2 separate regions of the Homo sapiens genome follow, and region 2 is linked to region 1. The links are chromatin contacts, found by Hi-C or POLR2A ChIA-PET in ENCODE. All regions are on one chromosome and are shown on one strand. Each heading gives the region's core, a stretch centred on a gene start or an enhancer-like site at or near the end of the contact. The rest is flanking DNA. Distances are from core to core; before and after follow the strand shown.

What was found. Hi-C counts contacts between places; a loop is a spot of excess contacts on that map. ChIA-PET counts read pairs that join two places held with the same protein, here RNA polymerase II (POLR2A). Pooled maps may share reads with other maps.
Region 2: a pooled map shows a loop between it and region 1 (5-fold over the local background). The contact joins two enhancer-like sites. A Hi-C loop is called at or near these places in 2 of 168 maps with a recorded cell type or tissue (Right ventricle myocardium superior and spleen) and 4 of 50 pooled maps. POLR2A ChIA-PET finds 5 or more read pairs at or near these places in 3 of 52 experiments (AG04449, OCI-LY7 and activated B cell).

The regions. Positions count from the first base shown.
Region 1 is chr16:72,830,356-72,836,942 of GRCh38, forward strand. The region is part of intron 4 of ZFHX3 (zinc finger homeobox 3); the gene reads right to left. Among named protein-coding and RNA genes, the nearest start is that of ZFHX3-AS1, 170 kb to the left of the region's middle. RefSeq lists an enhancer at 2,763-2,932. Within about 2 kb of position 2,361, at least 3 of the 41 ENCODE cell types and tissues checked have a DNase peak (open chromatin) inside an H3K27ac peak, as active enhancers do.
Region 2 is chr16:73,213,273-73,219,859 of GRCh38, forward strand. It overlaps a transcript of ZFHX3 not described here. Among named protein-coding and RNA genes, the nearest start is that of ZFHX3-AS3, 16 kb to the right of the region's middle. Within about 2 kb of position 2,364, at least 5 of the 41 ENCODE cell types and tissues checked have a DNase peak (open chromatin) inside an H3K27ac peak, as active enhancers do.

The DNA of each region.
Region 1 (6,587 bases), core at 1,111-3,610:
TGTGGGAATTGTTGGAAGTCATGCAGGTTGCGAAGAGTCACAGAATATCAGTGATATGAGTTCATCAGTTTGAAGAGTTCCAGAAACCAAATGGTATCTTGTGAACATGCCAGGAGGCAGTGGTGGGAAGTGAGATTTGTAGAGTAAGGGATAAAAATTTGTAACAGAGTCGTACACTTTCTTTTTGAAGCAATTCCATCCTTCACTCACTACGGGTTTAAAACTAATGCAGGAAACCTCTCTCCAGTTCAGTACACAGTGCTACAGTGAAGGCAGAATGACGGCTGCCAACGCTAGGCTGCTTATGAAGTCAAATGTCGTTCAGCCAAGTGGGGAAGAAGAGAATAAGATACTCTAGATGCTGAGGGAAAGAAGGGGAGACACTTCTCTCTTGCTTTCCTGGCCCTCCGAAACATTATCCAAAACATGCATTCAGTAAGAGTGGGCTAAGGGAATGAATAAAGTGGACAAACCAAGGTGAAATAATTTTAATAAAGATGAAATTATTAGGAGGCTGTGAAGAGCACATTTTCTCAGGTACACAGGCGTGAGGGCAAGGATGCCCACATCTGTCAGCAGACCAGACCCCAGCAAGGAAGTACTGGGTCTGGCTTAGAACACTGGATCAGGCCTCTATCCAGCACCGCCAGAGGTCTGTCCAACCCCAATTCAACTTTTCAGTATTTTAAAGTATCATGCCTTCTGACCCTCTAGAAAACAGCCTCTACCCCAATGCTACTTTTCCATTTTTCTAAATGTCATGCCTTCTGACTGTCTAGAAAACAGCCTCTAAATGTATCTCACGAAGGAAGTAACAGGAGTACAAAGTAAATTGGTCTCAAAGGGTTTCTAAAACACTGAGGAAGAAGATGTCTATTTAGAATCAGATTGTCTTGACTCAAGAGATGATGGAGGTCCAAGGTCTGGAAAACTGAACTAGTGTCACGGAACGTTCTTTCTTCCTTACCACCAAGAGGGAGTTTATGAGGCAGTCACTGGGAATACAGGTGAAATACGGTACTGTTTATTTTCATCTCCAACTCAGGATTCCACATATAATTTCTCTGTCTCCTTCTTTGTCTCACTGCACAATAAAGTCAACATCAAGTTTCCCTACCCTACCCTTAGTTCAAACAGAGAAAAATCAGGCAACCACAGCTTGAAGTCAATCAGATATAGAGCCCCACATTGACACCATACATCATTTAGTAGAGTAAACATGTATAGGTGTCAGTAGAGTAATAACAAATTACACAGCGTGACACAGGAACTATCTTCATTATGTCCAGGTGGGACGTTCTGTGCACATTTTTAGGATTTCAATAAAATTGTTCAACACTATAATGATAAAATTCATCTTTGAATGGTGATACCAGCGTGCGGTCAATGAATATTATTGCATTCGGTCTACCCAGATGAGCTAGGTCCCTTAAAGGACCCTTATTTGTCCCAATACATGCTGTGATACAAAATATCTGTAGTGTTGATACATTTATGCCTATTGTTCCATTATTGGAACACTAAGCTTGTAGGAGTTATTTATATCCTACTGCCCAAGGTCATCGCCAAGGTCTGATTTTTCACACACAAAAAATTTGCAATCTCCAGCATAAATGGGATAATCAAATTTGATTAGGCAAAGAGATGGCTCAATGGCCTCTCATCTCTAGTGCATACATATGACCACCTTAGATGAAGACAGTCTGATACCTACAAACTACAGAACACCCTGAGATGGTGATGTGCAGTGTCTGAAGGTGCTGCTCAGCAGACATGGGAAGGGATTTACCCACTGGGGGGCCATCTCCAAGCCAGCACATTATACAGCCTGCAGCTATCACAGCAGAGCACTAAAAACTCACAGTCACCCAACACTGACCCCAATTCTTTGAGCCTTACCAAACAAATCTGTTGAGAAACTAGAGACTGTAATGTATAAGCAGATCATTGATGCATCAAGCATGGAAACTGCATGTTGCTTTGTGAATATTCCTGGAGCTCTCATTCTGTGAGCCCACTTGGGCTTTTGCTTTCTTCCCTCCCTGCCCTACTGCAAGCAGAAAATGAAGGCAGCTGAGTTCCGATGAGAGGATCAACGAAAGAGGTTATTTCAAGAACTTATTTTGCTTATCTCTTTTTTTAAAAAGATTTACAAATCAAGTCCTCTTCTTGAGTTCCTAGGTTTAATATTATCATTTGTGATTCATTCACTAAAAGGCTGTTCTATGCGTGGTAGAAGAAGAAATGATTACGAAAATCCTGGATAAGCCAGCTCCCTTTCAAGGGGATCAGTGTCCTCAGTCCCCCACCCCCACCTAAAAAGCAGGTCCCATTCAGCCCAGCCAGCTCATCCCTGCAGTTCCATCCAGGACCTACAGGTGTCGCCCTCCGCATGGCGAGGCCCGGAAGGGCAGCTGGCTGCAGGAGGCAGAGGAGTCTGGACCGCCTAACCTGAGCATGTGGAAATAATATATGTCTTCAAGTGAACTGTCTGGTCCTGGAGAAATAAAATAGGACATTCATAAGCAGTTACACCATCTGTCTTTATACCATCATCATCAACAGCAAGAGGAAAAATAGCTCTTTAAAATGGATGAAAGCCCAGGCTGACAGTAACCGGAAAACTGTGAGCTCTGAATACCAATAAAGGTAGAGAAATGATTAAAAAACAGAGATGCAAACTGAAAATTTGTCTGGACAGCTCAGGCCCACGATGCTTTGCAGGCAGGGTGTGTTTTATTGGTTCCGAAAGCATAAAGCAAGCTGCTTACCAAGAGCCAGGCCTGGGGAAGGGCTTGGTCTCCCGGCCCTGGAAACACGTGGGAACCAGGGGCAAAATAGCATCCCGCTTTGAAACAGAGATCTGCGTCCACACGCTAAGCTCCTAGGGCTGTTATCTAGCCCTTGTTCTCTTTAGGAATGTAGATTTGATACACACGTGCTGGAGAATGGAGGGGAGGTTTTTTGCTTTTCCCCCCACAGATCATGGATTGCATTCCCCCCTCTTCTGCGAAGTCACTGGTAACTGGCTGGGTCATTATTACAGAGGCTGCAGATTTTTTTCCCCTATAATATTAGCTACTGACAGATGGTGGGAACAAGTGAAGACCTGATGGACTGATGATCGGTTTTATCTGGAAAATCCTGTCTTTCCTACAGAAAAAGAGACCAAGACACATAACAGCCACTGTGCCATTTTTAAGGCTGAAACAGACAAATCAAAACCATCTTCTCCTTCAAGCATTTAATGGTATTTCCAATCCCAACCAGAGCACACCAGGAATGCTTTCCCAAGGGCGTGGCCAGGACCTGGGAGAGAAGGTCATCCCCACTCCCCTAGTCCCGCCCTGGTTCTGGGCAGGAGGTAGCAGGCCCAATGCCTCCCAGACAGCTCTGTGTTTTAGAAGACACCAGAGAAGGTGTCTCTAAAACCCATACGGAAGCCCACAGTAGCCTCAAACTGGAGCACCCCCTCCTGTGTGTGTTTTCATGTTAAAGAGTTAGGGAAATAAAAGCAAATACTGGAAAACTGCAGTGTCTTCCTAGGGTCCCTTCTGCCTTTCATTTCCATGTTCAACAGTGACTGAAGGCCTTTAAAAAACCTCTTTGGCTGGGCATGGTGGCTCATGTCTGTAAATCCCAGCACTTTGAGAGGCCGAGGTAGGTGGATTGCTTGAACTCAGGAGTTTGAGACCAACCTGGGCAAGAGAGTGAGACTCCATCTCTACAAAAAATGCAAAAATTAGCTGGGTGTGATGGCACATGCTTGTAGTCGTAGCTAACTTGGGAGGCTGAGGTGGGAGGATTACTTGAGCCCAGGCAGTTGAGGCTGCAGTGAGCCATGACTGCATCACTGCACTCTAGCCTGGGCAACAGAGTGAGACCCTGTCTCAAAAACAAAACAAAACAAAACTCTTTCCATCACCACCTCCTTTTTACAACTGCTTCTCCCAGATAGCACTTACTTACTAGTGCCTGGCAAAATCCAGCCTGCTCATCACTCAGGCTTCCTGACTAAGTGCAGAGCCCTGAAGTGCAAGAATTCCAGCAGATAAATACCTTCTAAAGGGGAAAGCTTCCTAGGACAGCTTCAGTTAAGGGGATGATACCCCAGTCCCAGAAAATTTCCCTTCAATCAAAGTGGTTTTGCTGACCACAAATGCAAATTGATCTCTTAATATACCTTATACTTAGCATCTTGGTAAAGGTGACTGCACAATTCCCCCATCGGTGGTGAAATCTGCTCCTGAAGGAGGAGAGCATGCCAACTGGCAGCCCCATGGGAATTTGCACCAATCTTATGAACAACCTGGAAATTGGTTCGCGAAAGCAGCACCAGGCAGAAGCCAAAAATAGAGGTGGCATCACCACAAAGCCAGCATTCAACCCCGCAACCTCACTGTATGCACTCCCCAAACGCATCACCCAAGAAAATGTTCTAGCTGTTTAAAAAAGAAAAAAAAAAAGGTACTATTTTCCCAAATAATGGGGGCCAAGTGACGTGTCCACGGCGGGTATTCTACGAATCACTTATAAGCTTGAAGGAAGGGGAGTCAATCAATGATTAAGACTAGTCCCTCTGTTCCTAACTCTTAACAGGATAATGCAGATTAATTCAAACCTTCCCCAAACCTGACAAAGCCCCCATAGTGCCTCAGTGTGACAGAAATTTGGAAATTCTCCTAAGAATCAGGGTATCTGTACCCGAGGCTCTCACATGATCATGTTACTTAAATAATACACCAATCTGTGATCCCCGAAGAATGAAATTGTTCTTTCCTTTTTCTTTGGAGGGTGGGATGTTTGAGGGTGGGGGTGAAATAAAGTGCGTTTGCCTGTCGGCAGGCTCAAGAGCTGAGAAACATTAGCTGTCATGAACCACAATCAAATCAGGTTTGAAATATTTAGCAGTGGCTTGGAAAATGCGGCGGTGCAGCTCTGACAGGCGAGATGTGCACAGACACCCACTTTCCATTATAATGGAAATATCAGGCCTGTTCTGAATATGTATAACCCAGAAAAATGTATTGATTTTTCATTCGGCATTAAAAAAAATGAAATAGCCTGCAGCTGTCAAAAGCCTTTTGTTAAAAGCTCATCTTTCCTGGAATGAGGTTTACCAGAAACAAGTTTTAATTGTATATAGGACCTCTTCTTTGAAAAACAAAATAACCTATCTGCTTACTTTGAAGATAGAGTTAAAGCTTTTCCTTTCTCCATTTTCAACCTAATTAACCCAAGGACGACCACTGAAGCAGGTGGGAAAGGCGGGGTACACTCTGACCATCAAGACTGACACGGAGGATGGCAGCTACAAGTGGCGTTTGCTGGTGTCTCTGTGGTGGGTGGAAGGAAGGACTCGGGGATGTGCCTCGCTCTCGTTCCTCTAACTCCTGTGTAGGTGCGGCATCCTGAGACTCATTGTATACCCTGACCAATCACTTGTCTTCTTTAAGCCTTGGCTGGCACAACTGGAAAACGAGGGCAGAACACTCTAGCGTGTCCAATCCTCTTGGCATTTTGTTATCAATGGGAAACCTCTACTGGCTGCAAATATTCTACAGAATATGCAGGCTTTATTTTGCAAATACAGGTCAAATCAAATCCCACAATATAAAAGATGACTACTAAGGCCTAGACCACTTATTTCAAATAAAATCCAGTGCGTTATAATTCTGCTACAATAGAAACTTTTAACGGAACACAATCTGCAATGCTGGTGGACGGGCAGTTGTGTTGCTCCCAGCTTGTTACTTCTACTCCCGTCTTCTCTCTCTAAGCCAGGAAGGAAGAGGCTAGTGGTGGTAATCTTTGTGGCTACACCGATGGAGGTGGGCCACTCCCTATGCCATTCTCCCTCTGTGACTTTCGAGCAAGTGGAGTCTCATCGAATAGTGACCACAAGTCCTGCCAGTGACTCTCCATGAGCCCCAAGCTATATCCTACCTGTACCGTGACAGCCAGACCCAGAATGTAGCAACCTACTCTGCAACATCCCAGACACATCTCAAATATTTACTCCCTGGTTTTATTCCATGGTGTTCTTCCAGCCCTGACAACCTGGCTAGATGCCCGAGAGGTAACTTCCAAGCGATTAGGTCTTCTGGGTAACAATGCCCTGCCTCGGGAATTTTCCCTTAAATCAAGGTGGTTTTTGCTTACCACAAATACAAATTGTTCTCATCACACATCGTACACTCAGCATCTTAGTAAAGGTGACTGCATGTTCTCATGTATGTACACGGAAAAGGGAATTTGCCAATCTCCATGGAAGTCCTCTGTGGATAATCATCTAAATTAAAAAAAAAACACCAACCAACTTTGCCCATTCCATCTTCTACTTCTCAGCAGAGTATATACATTTACTGAGGAAAACGCCAGATCACAAGAGGAAGGGCCTGGGATCCAAACCAGCACTGATGAGTGGGACATATTGAGCTAACTAACCCTATGGTAGTCCAGGCAGGAAACCTCGAAGGGGTGAAGACTGAGTGCAGATGTGTGTGGGAGGGTGGGGGCAGGAGAAAGCAGGCAGGGGCTCTACAGCTGGAGCATCTATTTACTCATCAGAAGTGTAATATTTTCCC
Region 2 (6,587 bases), core at 1,114-3,613, 380 kb after region 1:
AAAGGTTGGGAAACGGGGTCATGGGCTTTGTGTTTATTTCAGATTTTACTTTGACACCCTGCCTCACCAAGTTTTCCTTTCCTTCTCTTTTCTCTCAACTGTAAGCACCAATTATTTGGCAAACAATCACAACTAACCAGAACTTAGCTCGACCCACATGTGCAAGGAGAAAGAGATCGGTTTTCAATAGTAGTTTGCTGAGGTAACTTCAATAGCATTTTGCAATATAATATGATAATTACCACTTTTTAGGGAAAGAAAAACACGTTAATAATCCTTTACCTACATCTCATGTAACTCTTTTGTTTTCTAATACTTGGCTGGTCCCCGCAGTTTGGGGACATTCAGGGGGTAAGTGCATGATAATAAGAACTACTTACTGCTGAAACTTGAAGGTGTATTTAAAACACGGGTGATGCTTTTGTGAATAGCCATGTTTTCTGTCTTTAATTTTAGTTGCTGTTTCTCCTAGTCTTGAGGTTTTGAAGTTTCTGGCTTTCTCCTTTATGGGCCCGGGTCCCATTTTTGCTCCAGTTGAGTGCAGATACATGTCTCAAATTCTGGCTGAACATCAGCTGTCCTCTCAGTTTTCAGAAGATGGCTCTCCTATTCCTTCCATAAGCTGCTTTGGTCTTTGTTCCCCGCTCCAATCTGTAAGCCATCTGCACCCTTTATTATTAAGAACATATTTACCAAGATTTCACAACTGTTTAATAGATACGTATCTTATTACATGTTTGATACACCTCATTAAACATATGATTCAATCGGTATTTATTTAACATCCAGTAAACACGGAGACCCCTCAGCCTAGATAGGGGGAAGGGGGAGGACCCCAGCTCAGTGTCAGTGTGCCCCTTTGTCCTATAGAAACTGCTCCGCACAGCCCAGTGCTTCATCTTTAACCCTTCAACACTCCAGCTCAAATGGGCTTGGGCCAAGAGTCAAAGTCGGGATGAAAGCCTAAACTGTAGCTTACACACAGTTCAGGCTCCCACTGGGGCTACCAGGCTGGATGCAGTCCACGTTCTCCTCATGCCATCTCAGCAACAGAGCCAAGTGTGAGCTATGGGGTGCCCTGTATTTCCAGCCCTACAGTGTGACTGTGAATTTTTTTTTTCGGTGACTTACGGTGTGGCCTTCAATACAATTCATTGCAAAAAAAAGGAGGAAGATTCCAAAATCTCCCAGCTGTTCTTTCAAACCAGACTAGATGCATCAGAGCCCTGTTAAATAAACTAGATATAGACCAGGATGCTCTCTGAGTCTATCCCTCTGCTTCGTTCTTCACTTGTCTAATCTTCATGACCCTTGATTCATGGTGTTGACCTCTTCACACATATCCCAGACATCTGAGTTCACTTCCCATGTGCTCGAGATCTCTTAGTGGTTTCAGTTATGATACACCTGAGTACTACATGGGGGGAAGCTCAAGACAGAAAATACAACTCAACACAAGAGCCTTTCTTCAAATGGAAATTTTCTGGCATGAGTTTCTCATCCCTGCCAGCTTCACTTTCTTCTAAAGCAGGGCTTTGGAGAAACATTACTCCATTGAAATGCTGAAGGCCTTTTTTTTTTTTTTTTTTTTTTTTTCTGTTGTTCAGGGTTTCCAGGATTCAGGGTGAAGAAATCCAAAGAAACCACACCAACTCCTCTGTGGGAAAACTTTTCCTTTAAGAAGGCCACAAGGCTTAGCCAAACAACTGATTACAAAGTATGGAACTGCAATGCTTTCTGTAGAGGGGGCAGGGGGCAATTTAGTTCTTAGTTCTTTGCCATAAATAACGGATTAAAAAGCTTAGCTGATGCTATAAATTAAAAATGTGAAACTAATTATACCAGTCCCATAAAAGCAAAACAACCAATTCATAACCAAAGTATGTGATGTGACAGCATCTACTGGGTATGACAGCTCTAGAGAAGCCGAGGAGACCCAGTAATCCTGCAAGAATCTGTCCTCCAGCCCAGAACCACAGGCCTACTTCCATGTTACAAAGCAAAACAGTAGTAGCTATGTTGTTCTCTCTACCCATTTTTCATGACAATGGCTTCATCCTTTCTCCACCCCTTCCATGCAGGCCCATTACTCAAAAGAAAGGCTCACCCATACCAAAAAGCACAGCTGCAGTTTTGCCAATTCAAACCAGATGGGTCTGAAAGGCAGCTGCTGCCAAGACTATAATTCAACTGGGAGTTCCTAAATGTTTCAACCAGCCATTTAATAATGTTCTATCTGGAGTTTTCTCCCTGTTCTAAATATATGAGTGAGGCCAACTTGGTAGGACCCTGCAGTTTCAGAAGAGTTCTCTGTGTTGCTCAATGGATTGTTTCCTTCTGTTTGACATGGCCCCATACTCAACGTATCACAAACTGCTGTGTTTTCTCCACCCCTAGCTTGTCCTCCCCCCGATGCTGAATGAATCACTGTTCACAACTGATCATGTCCTCTGTGTATAAGAATTATTCATTACACATTTTGCCTGTGACTTTGTGGTTCTTTGCATTAAAGGTGGAACTTATTTCCTCATTGTGTTGGTCTGTTGCTCAATCACATGACTTGACTTGGCTAATGGGGAGAGAGAGGTGTGTGTGTGTGCATGGACGTGTGTGTGTGTGCGTGTGTATGTGTATGCTGGGTCTACATGGAGACCTCAAGAAACACTGCATATTTCTGTTCATGCTTTTATACTCAGATGATCTCACATGAGAATGATATGATCTAGATAGTGATTGATCTGAGAAGAATGAGAAAGCACAACTAACTTGAACCCATCTTGCAATGTGGAGTCAAGCTCAGCTGATTCCAGTCAAGCACAGAAGAACCAAAGCAGGCCTATAGATACACAAGGGAAAAATAAATGCTTACTGTTTTAAGATGCTAAGTTTCGGGAAGCTTTGTTACACAGCATTATTGTGGCAGTCGCTGACAGATACACTTGCCACCTAAGTTATCTTTCCAAAACTGCCATGGGATTATGTTAGTCCCTTGATTTGTGGCTTCTTGCTGCTTACAGGTCAAGTCCAAACTCTGTGCCATGTCATTCAAGGTCCCCAGCAATCCAGCTCTAGTTTAAGCATCAGTTTCTCTGCAAATCCTTCCCCAACTGAATTGGTTCCCGTCCTCTGGGTTTCCAGAGTCCACCAGTGATCTGCTGCAACAGTACTTGTCAAACTGGATATCGCTAGTATTATATCCATCTCCCTCAAAAGACTGTGAACTCCAAAGTCAAGAGTCAACTCATTCATCTTTGTAGTCTCAGCATGAACCTATGGTAAACAAACTGAATTTACTTAGCAATGATTACAGCCTGCCTGATTTTGATAGGAAACACTGATAGATCATTTGACTACAAAAGACACAAATATTGTCCCAGCTACTCAGGAGGCTGAGGCGAGAGAATGGCCTGAACTCAGGAGGCTGAGCTTGCGGTGAGCTGAGATCGCGCCACTGCACTCCAGCCTGGGTGACCGAGCAAGAGTCCATCGCAAAAAAGAAAAAGAAAAAAAAAAAGGACTCAAATATTATCTGAACACTTTCAAAAAAGTAACTAGGACTCTGTCTCCCCTTCCTCTAATTTTCTAATTCAGGAGTTCAGCTTCCTGAACAACGGTCTGGGTTTCAGTAGGAGACAGATAGTGGTGCAAATATCCCTGAAGGTCGTAAAGACATGTTCCGAAAGCATGGCCGTGGTCCACTTAAGTTCTCCCTTAGGATTTCAGCCTGATCCTTGCTCTAATGTTGACCCACTGCCATTGCCCAAATAGAGTGAGCTGAAAGCAGGCTGAAGTTTGATTTTCCCAGTTGATTTGGTCATAGTTTTGCCCGTAATAATGTTGCTGTTTTCCCTGGGCTGTGACTGTTACAGATGAGTCAGAGGGAGCAGGGCTGTAGCCCTCAGATGGGTCGATGTTATCGATCCTCAAGGCTCCATGTCATTTCCAGGGGATTTGCTAAAGAAGCTACTTATGTTCCTTTTTCATTTTCACCAACTCATTACCAGCTGCTGCAGCCTTCGTATGCCTCAGCAACACCTGGAGAAGTGGAACATGACCGTCCGATTTGAGTTCAGACACCTTCCTTTGAAATTCAACACAAGGCAACATGCAACCCACCAAAATCTGAGTCAAATAAGGAAGTCAGGTCACACTGGCCCACAGGGGTTTGGTATTTTTTGTTTTGTTTTAAAAAGGGCAGCCTGGCCCTACACTAAGCAATTGATCCCCTGGCTTAACTTTTAAATTAAGACCATTGTAAATTTGGGAACTTGAGAAGACATAGAGAGGACACCCATAATACTTTGCAAATGTCAAGTGCCTCTCGATGTTGGTTACTTTTCAAAGGTAGCTAGGTTACAATGTACCCTGGTAATGAAAAAACCCCGTCAGGCCCACTCCACGGGGTTTCAGTCAATATACATAATATTATTGGGCTTTGCAAGGATTAAAGGTTGTTTCTCTCACAGCCTCACAATAGGGCTATTTATTTTTTTCTACCCAAGGCACAAAAGAAGCCTCCCTGTTTACAGAGGAGCCCAGGACATTTTGGGGCTCCAAGGCGGTCCAGACTTCTCTTTGCACACTTCCCCCTGCTGGTGGCTTTGTAGTTAACCTAAAAAAAAAAAATTAAACTCTTTTAACCTGCAGACACCAGGATTGAAAAAAGCCAAAACTAAACAATATTTATTAGGGATTGATATGGTCCATAAGTCATTTCTAGAGTATAGAAGCTCTGGTGTCTTCCAGTTTTATTCTGAGAGTAAAAGCTTTTTGTCACTCCATCCTCTCCCTCCAAACCTAACGGGCCTTCAGTGATTCCATATTTAGTGTACTGTGGAACCGCCCATCCTGCAGAATGGAGCCCAGTACATGGTATGGCCTTATCGATATTTATTGACATTAGGAGGCTAGAGACAGCACATCAGAAAAATTGTGTAGTGTGTCACAACCATGCCTAAATAAGAAAAAGGAAACTCCTTTTTTCATTCAGGTTCAGTTTGGCCTGAATGATTAAAAGAAATTGTAGTCTTAAAATCTCATAACAGAGATGCGATGATTAGTCTGTCCAATGAAACTTCTTGGATAAGGAAACACAGGATTATGCAGAATAGTGCTGAGCTGGCTGCAGGGACGACCCAATTAACTCTTTTAAGCATCTTAAGAATGCCAGAGCTTTCTTAAAATTAGTTTGATTTTTTAAAAAATATAAATACAGGTCAAGTGTGGTGGCTCATGCCTGTAATCCCATCACTTTGGGAGGCCGAGGCAGGCAGATCACTTGAGGTCAAGAGTTCGAGACCAGCCTGGCCAACATGGCAAAACCCTGTCTCTACTAAAAACACAAAACTTGGCTGGGTGTGGTGGTGTGCACCTGTAGTCCCAGCTACTCAGGAGGCTGAGGCAGTAGAATTGCTTGAACCCGGGAGGTGGAGGTTGCAGTGAGCTGATATTGTGCCACTGCCCTCCAGCCTGGGTGACAGAGCGAGACCCTGTCTCAAAAAATAAATAAATAAAAAAGTAAACACATACAACATGAAATTTATCATTATAATCATTCTAAGCATATAACTCAGTGTCATTAAGTACATCCACAATGTTGTGCAACCATCACCATCTAACTCCAGAATGTTTTCATCAACGAGGTGGAAACCCCATACCTATCAGCAGTCATTCTCCCATTTCCTCTTCCCCCAGCTTCTGGCCACCACAAATCAACTCTCTGAATCTATGGATTTGTCCATTCTAGATATTTCACATAAATGGAATCCTACAATATGTAGCCCTTTGTGTCTGGTCTTTTACTTAACCTAATGTCTTCAAGGTTCATTCGTATTGAAGCATGTATCAGAACTTCATATTTTAAATAGCTGAATAATATTCCACTGTATGGATAGATCACATTTTGTTTGTCCATTCTTCTGTCAATGGACATTTAGGTTCTTGGATGTGGTTTTTGCTTCTCCTTATGGCAACCAAAATTCACAGAAACAGCATACAGACCTATGCTGTTGTGATTGTTTCTAACACGCCATGTTATTAACAGATTGTACTGTCAATCACCATCAATAAGTACTAGCATGACAGGCACTCAACCCATGCTGCTTGATGAGAGTTCACATTCTTGCCTCTAGGGCTGTGGTTGGGCAGGCCAGAAATAAAGCAAGAACTACAGTAAATATTAAGGAATGGTGCAGGCAGTATCTGAACATGTCATACTGTAGAGATGCCCTACAACTGGGGCAGGATAATACTGAGGCATGCCCAGTTGACAGTCAAAGCCCTGTTGCATCTATGAGACCCTGCTGTCTGAGGGGTACTGCAATTTCCTATCAGTATTTTGACAAATGGTTCTCTGATAAGCAATTCTGAAATAAAGGATTGGCCTACAGGCAGTGAGTAGAGAGTACTGTGATGGCTTCTTCTGGACTGGTCCTATCTTGGAATCAGGTTGGTGAGAGTTGAAGGCTGCCTCCCCCAGTCAGTAGGGTCCCAGGAAACTGGGCAAGACTTCTTTTGAAAAATATGTTTGGAGGCTGGGCATGGTGGCTCACGCCTGTAATCCCAGAACTTTGGGAAGCCAAAGTGGG